2 separate regions of the Homo sapiens genome follow, and region 2 is linked to region 1. Evidence: read pairs that join two places in POLR2A ChIA-PET (ENCODE). Cell type or tissue: Panc1. All regions are shown on one strand. Links, peaks and the distances in the headings refer to the core of each region. The heading gives the core; the rest is flanking DNA. Region 1 overlaps RERE (arginine-glutamic acid dipeptide repeats). Region 2 overlaps RERE (arginine-glutamic acid dipeptide repeats).

Region 1 (5,387 bases), core at 97-5,096:
AGCCAAAAGATTGGACACCCCTGCAGTGAGCCATGATCACACCACTGCACTCCAGCATGGGCTACAGAGTGAGACTCTACGTCAAAAAAAAAAAAAATACATAAATTAAATGACTAAAATCCAGAAATTGCAGTCTTTAAAGAGTAAATTTTATAGCATGTGACCAATCTCAATGAAGCTTTTATTATTTAAATGTGTTTTAAAAATAAATGACACTCAGAACGAAGTATTCCATATAACATAAACCACCTGTCTCTATGACTGAGAGACCACGAAAGTATATCTTAAAATTCTGATATATGAAAAGATCATCAACTTCATTCATGGTCAAAGAAATGCAAATTCAAATGATACTGTAGGAGCCAGGCACTGTGGTACACACCTGTAGTCCCAGCTACTCAGGAGGATCACTTGAGCCCAAGAGTTAAGAGGCTGCAGTGAGCTATGATTGCGCCACCACACTCCAGCCTGAGAAAGAGAGATTCCGTCTCTAAAAAAACTTTGTAAGGGCCAGAAGTGGTGGCTCAGACCTGTAATCCCAGCACTTTGGGAGGCCGAGGCGTGTGATCACTTGAGGTCAGGAGTTTGAGACCAGCTTGGCCAACACAGTGAAACCCCATCTCTACTAAAAATACAAAAATTAGCTGGGTGTGGTGGCACACGCCTGTAGTCCCAGCTATTCGAGAGGCTGAGGCAGGAGAACCACTTGAATTTGGGAGCCGCAGGTTGCAGTGAGCCGAGATTGCGCCACTGCACTCCACCTGGGTGATACAGCAAGACTCAGTCTCAAAAAAATTGTAAGGCCAGGCATGGTGGCTCACGCCTGTAATCCTAGCACTTTGGGAGGCTGAGGTAGGTGGAGTGCTTGAGTCCAGGAGTTCGAGACCAGCCTGAGCAACATGGTAAAACCCCGTTTCTACAAAAAATACACAAATTAGCCAGGTGTGGTAGTGCATTCCTGTAGCCTCAGCTACTGGAGGGGGTTGAGATGGGAAGATCGCTTGAGCCCAGGAGGTTGAGGCTGCAGTCGGCCCTGATCGCGCCACTGCACTCCAACCTGGACGGCAAAACAAGACCCTGTCTCAAAAAAAATTGTTCTTTTTTTTTTTTTGAGACGGAGTTTTGCTCTTGTTGCCCAGGCTGGAATGCAATGGCACAGTCTCGGATCACCGGAACCTCCACCTCCCAGATTCAAGTGATTCTCCTGCCTCAGCCTCCTGAGTAGCTAGGATTACAGGCATGTGCCACCACGTCAGGCTAATTTTGTAATTTTAGTAGAGATGGGGTTTCTCCATGTTGGTCAGGCTGGTCTTGAACTCCCAACCTCAGGTGATCTGCCCACCTTGGCCTCCCAAAGTGCTGGGATTACAGGTGTGAGCCACCGCGCCTGGCCAAAAAAAAAATGTTCTTAATGAAAAGATATCATTGTACACATTTCCACCTATCAGATTAACAAAGATTATAAAATTTCATAATATCCAGGGATGGTGAGAAGGAAATGAAAACCCTAAAATATTCTGTGCATACACAGGCATATCTTTGGGGGCAATTTATTTACAGCTTTCAAAATAAAAAGTAAACATAACCCACTGATTCAGCAACTCTACTTAAGAGCTTATCCTATACACATACTTGTACAATAGTACAACAGTACAGATATGAGGATGCGAACCAAAGAGTCTGAGACAATTTAACTGTCCATCAATGGGAAAAGTGAAGTTTACATCCATACAGCGTCCGATTATGCAGTTGTTTTCAAAAACAAACCTGAGTTATAAGTATTGAATTGAAAAATATGTTTGGAATTTTTTTAAATTCAAGATACTATCTATAGTATGCTTATATATGCAGAGAAAATGTCTGGAGGAATACTGAATTGTGTGAAAGTGATTACAATGAGTATATATTAATTTTATAATTATAATTTGTATTTCATTTGAACACATGAAGCTATCAAATAAAGTCATTTAACCCTGGTGTTAAATCAGCCTATGCTATGATCCCAACCTATCTTTCCAGTGCTCTATGGTTCTGGCCAAACCAGTCTGTTCCTTCTTTGAGAAACCAGTCCCAAGGACTCCCTCTCCAAAATGCTCTTACTATGTGGTCTGAACAGCTACCCGCTACAGCTTCAAATACAAATTACCTGAGTTGAAAAAACTACGCCTGCCTGCATCTGCTATAAAACATTTTAAAAGAGATCTTTTTTAAAAAGAAAATTGAAACACAATTTAATAATCCCCATCATAGAAGCAGCAAAAGTACTCACCATTTCCCAAGTTTTCCAGGCTCTGTGCCTTTGCTTCATGCAATTTCCTGCCTCAAATCCTCTTAGCTACTTATCACATGTCCAAATCCTGCCAATCCTTCAAAACACAGGTGACACACCAACTCCTACACCAAATCTTCCCTAATGCCCCCATCCAGAGCTGATTCTCTTTCTTAAACCACAGTATCAACACCTTTTGAGGCACTTTCTTCTACCTAGTACTCAGTTGTGTACATGTCTCATCTTTCCCATTAATGAGAAAATCATCATGGGCACAATCTCTGTCTTGGTCATTTTGTATGCCCTATTTTGCTACATTAATTAAACTTGTATTTCACTAAAGCATATAATAAAAAGAAAGGGGCAAGAATCTAAAAGTTAAAAAAAAACAGGCTTTTAGTATGCATTCATTTGAATTAGGTCTTGTTTACCTGCAACAAACGCTATGTAAGAAAAGTACGAAAGGTAAGATCCTTCCCTCTCCATCCAGCTGCCCAGGGCCCTGGTATGCCTCCTGAAAAGGCAATAACTATGGGTTCTAAGAAGTCCTTGGACACTGCAACTTCTTAACACATTCAGGACATTGGAACTAAGTTGACAAAAAGAATTTATAAGTTATATTTTAAAATAAATTTATTTATGACAATTACACAATTGCACAGTTTACATGCTGAGGCAAAATATGACGTTCAATACATGGGAAGATAAACTGTATAAAACTATCTGAGCTGTGAAAAGAAGTCACTGTTCGGCCAGGTGCAATGACTTAACGCCTGTAATCCCAGCACTCTGAGAGGCCGAGGCGGGAGGATCACGAGATCAAGACCATCCTGGCCAACATGGTGGAACCCCATCTCTACTAAAAATACAAAAATCAGCTGGGCATGGTGGCACATGCCTGTAAGGTCCCAGCTACTCGGGAGGCTGAGGCAGGAGAATCGCTTGAACCCGGGAGGTGAAGGTTGCAGTGAGCCAAGATTGTGCCACTGCACTCCAGCCTGGGGACAGAGTGAGACTCTGTCTCAAAAATAAAAATAAAAAAAAAGAAGTCACTGTTCATTATCGACCATCACAGAATAAATATTCCAAGGCTACATATAATCCCAAGTTACTAAAGTTTTGAAGGGGAAGGTTGGTCTGGTTTTCTGTTTTTTTGAGACAGAGTCTCACTCTGTTGCCCAGACTGAAGTGCAATGCAGCCTTGACCTCCCAAGCTAAATCAATTCTCCCCCCTCAGCATCGCGAGTAGCTGAGACTACAGGTGCACACCACCATGCCTGGTTTTTTGTTTTTTTTTTTTAGAGACTGGGTTTTGCCATGTTGTCCAGGCTGGTCTCAAACTCTTGGGCTCAAGTGATCTGCCTGCCTCAGCCCCACAAAGTGCTGGGATTACAGGCATGTGCCACTGTGCCCAGCCAACTAAAGTTTCTGTAGCGTCAAAAGTGTTTAAGGATTCCACAAAGACTAAATTCTCACTAAGCTATGCAAACAAAGGTGCTAAACCATTCCAACCAAAATATGAAAGAAACATGTAGATGTTTTATAAAGCTAGATTTCCTAAGAAATATTAATATTAATGAAAACTTTTCTCAATATATTAATAGAAACAAGATGTCTGCACATTTTTCCAGTTTATAGATGTTAAAAATTAAGTCTCAACAAGGTCTTTAATCATATGTGTATAATCCTAAGTGTATAACAACTTAGGAAATTTCAGTAATTATTCCTACAATAATGAATCACATAAAATATATATATGTACACATGGCAGATTATGCTACCAAGATCAGAATGTTCAAATCAGAAGGCAGTTCATCTTGTTAGAAAATTTACCCAGCAATAAAAATCTGAAGCCATCGTTAGATCAAGACAAATTTCAGTGAAAATTCTATACTGGATACTGAACTGGAGGTGGGGGGTTATTCTTACAAATAATACTGAAGGATTACAATAATACTGTCAAATTATCAAATGTGTTAATACTACATTAGCCATTCTACTGGTATTTATGGCACAAACTGCCAGATGTAGTGCAATACTGATTCTTCCCTTCCTCCAGAGTAAGAGAACCCCTGATTTTTGACTAGGCACATAGTAATTTCCAGCACAGAATATACTTTCTAGCTTCTCTTGCAGTTATGTGTGACCTTGTGATTCCGTTATAATCGAAGGGACACAGCAGAAGCGATATGTACAATTTCTGGAAAGTATCTTCACAAGAAGGGAGTGTGCCCAGCTTTTGCCTTTTCCTCCTTCCTGCTGGTGAGAATGCAGAACTGATGTGAGAAAGTGGAGAAGCCACCTCTGACAAAAAGGAAAGAGTTACATGTTGAAGGCTGGGTCCCCTAATGAGCATGAAGGTAGCATACTGGTTCAGGACTGTCTATGAGATACATGAAAGAAAGGAAACTTCTATCTTGTTTAAGCCATTGTTATTTTTGGTTTCTACCACTCACTGCTGAATCTAATCCTATCTAACACACGGCAAAATTATAGAGAAAGAGTACTATATTTATTAAACTTTACTTTTTCAAATGATTTTTTTTGTTTTGTTTTGTTTTTGGTTTTTTTTTTTTTTTTTTTTGAGACAGAGTCTTGCTCTGTCACCCAGGCTGGAGTGCAGTGGCGTGATTTCGGCTCACCGCAACCTCGGCCTCCCAGGTTCAAGCGATTGTCCCGGATCCCGAGTAGCTAGGATTACAGATGCCCGCCACCATACCCAGCTATTAAATAATTTTGAATACATAGTTTAAACTTACTAGGATTAAAATAAACTCATTTTGGGGGGCCAGGCGCAACAGCTCACATCTCTAATCCCAGCACTTTAGGAATCCGAGGTGGGCGGATTGTCTGAGGTCAAGAGTTCCAGAACAACCTAGCCAATATGGTGAAACCCCATCTCTACTAAAAATACAAAAATTAAGCCAGGTGCAGTGGCTCTCGCCTATAATCCCAGCACTTTGGGAGGCTGAGGCAGGTGGATCACTTGAGGTGAGGAGTTCCAGACCAGCCTGGTCAACATGGTGAAACCTCACCTCTACTAAAAATACAAAAATTAGCCAGGCATGGTGGCAGGCGCCTGTAGTCCCAGCTACTTGAGAGGCTGAGGCAGGAGAAT
Region 2 (5,387 bases), core at 301-5,300, 94 kb before region 1:
ACTCCAGGCTGGGTGACAGAGCAAGACTCCGTCTCCAAAAAAAAAAAAAAAAAAAAAAAAAGAATGTCTTCTATTAACCTTTAAAAGCCTAGTAAGCCAAGAGTGGTGGTTCACGCCTGTAGTCCCAGCCGCTCAGGAGGCTGAGACAGGAGGATCCTTTGAGCCTAGGAGTTTGAGTCCAGCAACATAACAAGACTCAGTCTCTAAAAAAAAATTTAGAAAAATAAAAAGTCTAGTAAAAAGGAGGATTTTTATCCCCATTTTATGAAGATATAAAATAATTGTGCCTGGGGTTACTCAAAAACACAGAGATCCTAACTAGTGTCCTATTTCCAAGCTACACTTTTTAAGAGTTAATGAAGTATAGAAGCCATCGCTAGTTTATTCAAGCCAAGTTCTTCCTATTACCCAGCCCTTAAGGGATATGCAAACAGCCACAGGTAAACTGGACAGAGGACTAAATCTTGTATACACACAGAGCAATATAAACAGAATATAAAACTTAGAAAGTACTTTGTACACTAGTTTGTCTTCAAAGCTTCTCAGAATGCAAAAGCACTACCAAATTCTGCTGTGAATGAGGGGAGTTCATTCTTACCTCCCTTTTACACTGAACTTACTTTATTTTCAGGTTTTTTTCTCTAAGTAACAGACCTGACATGGAAGCCTTCGAAAGAGCTCTTTCCACCTAGGAACTCAATGGTGGGTGTACTCCTCAAAGTGAAACATTTGTTTTAACCCTCATTAGTATGAGTTTGTAAATTACTTTGTGAAGAGGAAAAATCAAAGTTATTACAACAAAAACTATAATTTTTCAGGTGTTTTGCACATGACCACATGAAAAAGTAATAGGAAGAATAATTATGTAAGATAAATGAAAAATATTAGATATACCACATCCCTCCCAAATTAATACTCATTATGACTGTCAGCATTCCACAAGGGATTCCTTGGTTCCCATGTTATCTCCCTGGCCTGGTCTGCACCATTGCTTCTTTTTGTCCTAAGCTCCATTCCACACAAATTCCAGCTCTCCGTTTCCATAACACCCGTCATTTATCAAAACAACCCTGTCAAGTTGAGTACCATTAACAGATAATGAGAGGAGACAACAGATGTGGCTGGAAGCAAAGCACTCTATATTCTACAGGCCTCAGCATGCAGCCAAGTGAGCTGACATCTGACTTTATCCTAACAGTTATAATTAAATCGAAAGTCTAGTTAAACTAACATTAAAGCTATGACCAGAAACATCACACAGGGGAAATGTGAAGGGGAACCTTAGCAATAGCTGAACAGGACCCACATTATTCCAGACCCTTAACCTGGAGCAACCACCCTGCATGGACTCTCTCCACCACTCCGCTCTGTCACAGCAAAGGAAGAATCATAACCATATCTTCTGAAGATGGCAACTTTGGGCCACTTTCCAAGACCACCGAGGCAGCAAGGAAACTGCATTTTTACATGAAAGTTTAAACAGTAGCACTCATTTAATAACACTAATAAGTGTCAAAATTCTAACTATCAAGTTACCTGAGACAATCAACATTCTTTCCTATAGCATTATCCAGTACAACCATTCAGACCAAGTAATTTAGCTCACCCATGTCAAAATGTCAAAAGTACACCCCAACGTCATCCAGCAAACAGTGACTGAATCCAGGATTGTATTAGTACCAGTTAGCTATGTCCGCATAGGATGCTAGGGTGGAGAGGATTTGATTTGTAACACAGTACTCCACTTTTATCCACAGTTTCGCTTTCCAAGGCTTCAGTTACCCTGAGTCAACTACAGTTCAAAAATAGGTGACTAAGGTACAGTAAGATACTTTGAGAGGCCACATTCATATAATTTTCATTACAATGTATTGTTATAATTGTTCTTATTATTGATAATTTAATTTCCCTTATAAATCAAATTTTATCATAGGTAGGTATGTGTAGGAAAATAGTAAAAACAGGGTTCAGTATTATCCAGTTTCAGGAACCCACGGGGGCCTTGGAACACATTCCCAAGGGTAAGAGGAAACTACTGTCCTATACAGAATACGGAGGGATATGGTTTGGCTCTTTGTCCGCATCCAAATCTCATCTTGTAGCTCCCATAATTCCCACATGTTGTGGGAAGGACCCGGTTGGAGATAACTGAATCATGGGGGCAGGTCTTTCCCATGCTGTTTTCGTCATAGTGGATAAGTCTCACAACATCTGATGGTTGCTTTTTTGTTTTTGTTTTTGTTTTTGTTTTGAGGCGGAGTCTCACTCTGACCCCCAGGCTGGAGTGCAGTGGCATGATCTCAGCTCACCGCAACCTCTGCTCACCACAACCTCCACCTCCCAGGTTCAAGCAATGCTCCTGTCTCAGCCTCCCAAGTAGCTGGGGACTACAGGTGTGTGCCACCACACCCAGTTAATTTTCTATTTTTAGTAGAGATAGGGTTTCACCATGTTGGCCAGCTGGTCTGGAACTCCTGACCTCACTGAATCCACCCACCTCAGTCTCCGAAAGTGCTGGAATTACAGGCATGAACCACTGAACCCGGCCAATCTGACGGTTTTAAAAATGGGAGTCTCCCTGCACAACCTCTCCATCTCTTTGCCTGCTGTCATCCATAGAAGATGTGACTTGCTCTTCTTTGCCTTCCGCCTCCCCAGCCACGTGGAACTGTGAGTCCACTAAACCTCTTTTCTTCCCAGTCTCTGGTATGTCTTTATCAGCAGCATGAAAATATACTAATACATGGAGTTACAATTTTAAGCAAACTATCTACTTCTTTTGCTTTTCCAACTCACCAAAATGTCACTAGACAACAAAAACTCTGGAGTTTTTTTTTTTTTTTTTTTTTTTTTGAGACAGAGTCTCACTCTGTCGCCCAGGTTGGAGTGCAGTGGTGCAATCTCGGCTCACTGCAAGCTCCATCTCCTGGGTTCACGCCATTCTTCTGCCTCAGCCTCCCGAGTAGCTGGAACTACAGGTGCCCGCCACCACACCCAGCTAATTTATTTTTTTTGTATTTTTTTAGTAGAGACGGCGTTTCACCGTGTTAGCCAGGATGGTCTCGATCTCCTGACCTCATGATCTGCCCGCCTTGGCTTCCCAAAGTGCTGGGATTACAGGCGTGAGCCACCGTGCCCGGCAACTCTAGAGTTTTTAAAAGAAAAAAGAAAAATATAAAATTCTTGAAGCTCTTTTAGATTTTTTAATTTTTTTTTTTCTTATATTGAGACAGGGTCTCAGTATGTTGCCCACGTTGGTCATGAACTCCTGAGCTCAAGCAATCCACCCACCTCGGCCTCCCAAAGTGCTAAGATTACGGGTGAGCCACGGCACCCAGCTCCCTTGTAGATTTTTTTTAGAGTATATGGTCCTACGGAAAATCCAAGCAATTCCACTTAACAGGCTGAAGGTTTACCAGGCTCTTCTCTAGAACATAGGTACAAAAGCATGCACATATACATAAAAACATATGTATTCATTTGTCTGAGGGTTCACTTGTTGATTTTTTGTCACAAAGATGAAATCCCACTATTTATGTTATACAGCAAGTCACTTCTCTCACTTTACAGAAGACCATTAACATCCCATTCTTGTTTATTACTGCAAAGAACTGAACAGTGTGGGAGTCCCATAATTATTATATAACAAGCCCCTTATTGAGTCTTTTTCACATTTTTTACTCTTATAAACAGTGCTACAACAAACTTCTTTGTGCATACATGTATTTCTACACTGAAGGAATCCCTAGTTCAATGAATATACACTCTTTCAGAGAGAGTCAAACAGCCATCCAAAAGCTGTACAACTTATACTCTTACCAGCAGTGGGTCCTGGTCCTGTTCCCATACTCTTATTCTGGTTTTTGTTGGTTTGGTTTTGGATTAGGCACTCTCTTGGATCTCCTACCTTTCTGGCGATTCTCTCTTTCTTTCCATGACTCCTCCTAAATACAAGTAGTCCCTGTCAAGCCTCCTTTTATCACATTCGGCCATCTCACATCAGTGAAAAGATCCACTCTCAAGCTGTTTCTGTGTTTGTGATTCCAAAATTTGATTTTTCCAGCTGAGCTTGCTTCTTAGCAAGAGGCCCACATATGCAAATGCCCTATGGGTTCCACCATAATGGCATTCCACAGACACTCTCAATCCCAAACCAAATCAAAATGTTCTTCCCCCTAAGTCCTGGGGGGACTGTTGCAATCTACGTAATATACTCTTGAATATACTGTTGCAGTCTACGTAATATACTCTTGAAAAATAACTAGAAATAACATCAGATTATAAAAAGAAAACAAAAAGCCCAAGACAGACTGGCCTTTAGTAAAACTCTGAATAGCACACTTTAAAGTGAAATAACATAGGTACAACATTAAGGTTGGGCATTAGTTACAACCTTCCTTCATGTTTTACTTTCCAACATAGTCCCAAACATAGATATTTGTTTGTTTGTTTGTTTTTTGAGACGGAGTCTCGCTGTGTCACCCAGGCTGATGTGCAGTAGCATGATCTCGGCTCATTGCAAGCTCCGCCTCCCAGGTTGATGCCATTCTCCTGCCTCAGCCTCCCTAGTAGCTGGGACTACAGGTGCCCACCACGCCCGGCTAATTTTTTGTATTTTTAGTAGAGACGGGGTTTCACCGTGTTAGCCAGGACGGTCTCAATCTCCTGACCTCTTGATCCGCCTGCCTCAGCCTCCCAAAGTGCTGGGATTACAGGCGTGAGCCACCGTGCCTGGCCATAGTCCCAAACATATTTAAGAGTGATAGGCCAGGCGGAGTAGCTTACACCTGTAAACTACTGGGATTACAGTAGCAAAGTGCTGTAATCCCAGCACTTTGGGAGGCCAAGGCGGGTGGATCACTTAAGGCCAGGAGTTCAAAACCAGCCTGACCAACATGGCAACACCCCATCTCCATTAAAATTACAAAAATTAGCTGGGCATGGTGGCGCATGCCTATAATCCCAGCTACTCGGGAGGCTGAGGCAGGAGAATCACTTGAACCTGGGAGGCGGAGGCTGCTGTGAGCCCAGATCGAGCCACTGCACTCCAGCCTGGGTGACAGAGTGTGACTCTGTCTCCAAAAAAAAAAAAAAAAAAAAAAAAAAAAAAGGGAGTGATAAACTGCTAATAAGTATTTAAAGTATTATATCATGAAATACATTATCAGCATTATAAAAATATACTCCAGAAAACAAAAAATACAACTTTCCACTAGGCTCCCGGGGGCATCACAGCAAACTGTTATGACATTAGTCATCAATCGAAGGTCAGGCCTGGAGGTTTTAGTTTTTGGAAGTGTGCAGCCGTCTCATGGATGTAGCCCTAAACCAACTTCAGACAGAGAGCAAGACCTCTTAGATAGCACATGCTTTAAATATGTTTAAGG

What was found. ChIA-PET counts read pairs that join two places held together with the same protein. Peaks named below come from ENCODE experiments on the same cell type or tissue, not always from the same donor. Only the 100,000 strongest peaks of a DNase experiment are listed, where the experiment ranks them.
Region 2: POLR2A ChIA-PET joins it to region 1 with 5 read pairs; 13 of 35 experiments call an interaction of 5 or more read pairs at or near these places.

Annotation. Positions count from the first base shown.
Region 1 is chr1:8,800,176-8,805,562 of GRCh38, forward strand. All of the region lies in intron 1 of RERE (arginine-glutamic acid dipeptide repeats), which reads right to left. Among named protein-coding and RNA genes, the nearest start is that of RERE, 15 kb to the right of the region's middle. In Panc1, for the core only: no CTCF peak of the experiment used is centred there; no DNase peak of the experiment used is centred there.
Region 2 is chr1:8,706,078-8,711,464 of GRCh38, forward strand. The region is part of intron 1 of RERE (arginine-glutamic acid dipeptide repeats); the gene reads right to left. Among named protein-coding and RNA genes, the nearest start is that of RERE, 110 kb to the right of the region's middle. RefSeq lists an enhancer at 4,246-4,746. In Panc1, for the core only: no CTCF peak of the experiment used is centred there; no DNase peak of the experiment used is centred there; H3K27ac peaks cover 3,144 bases.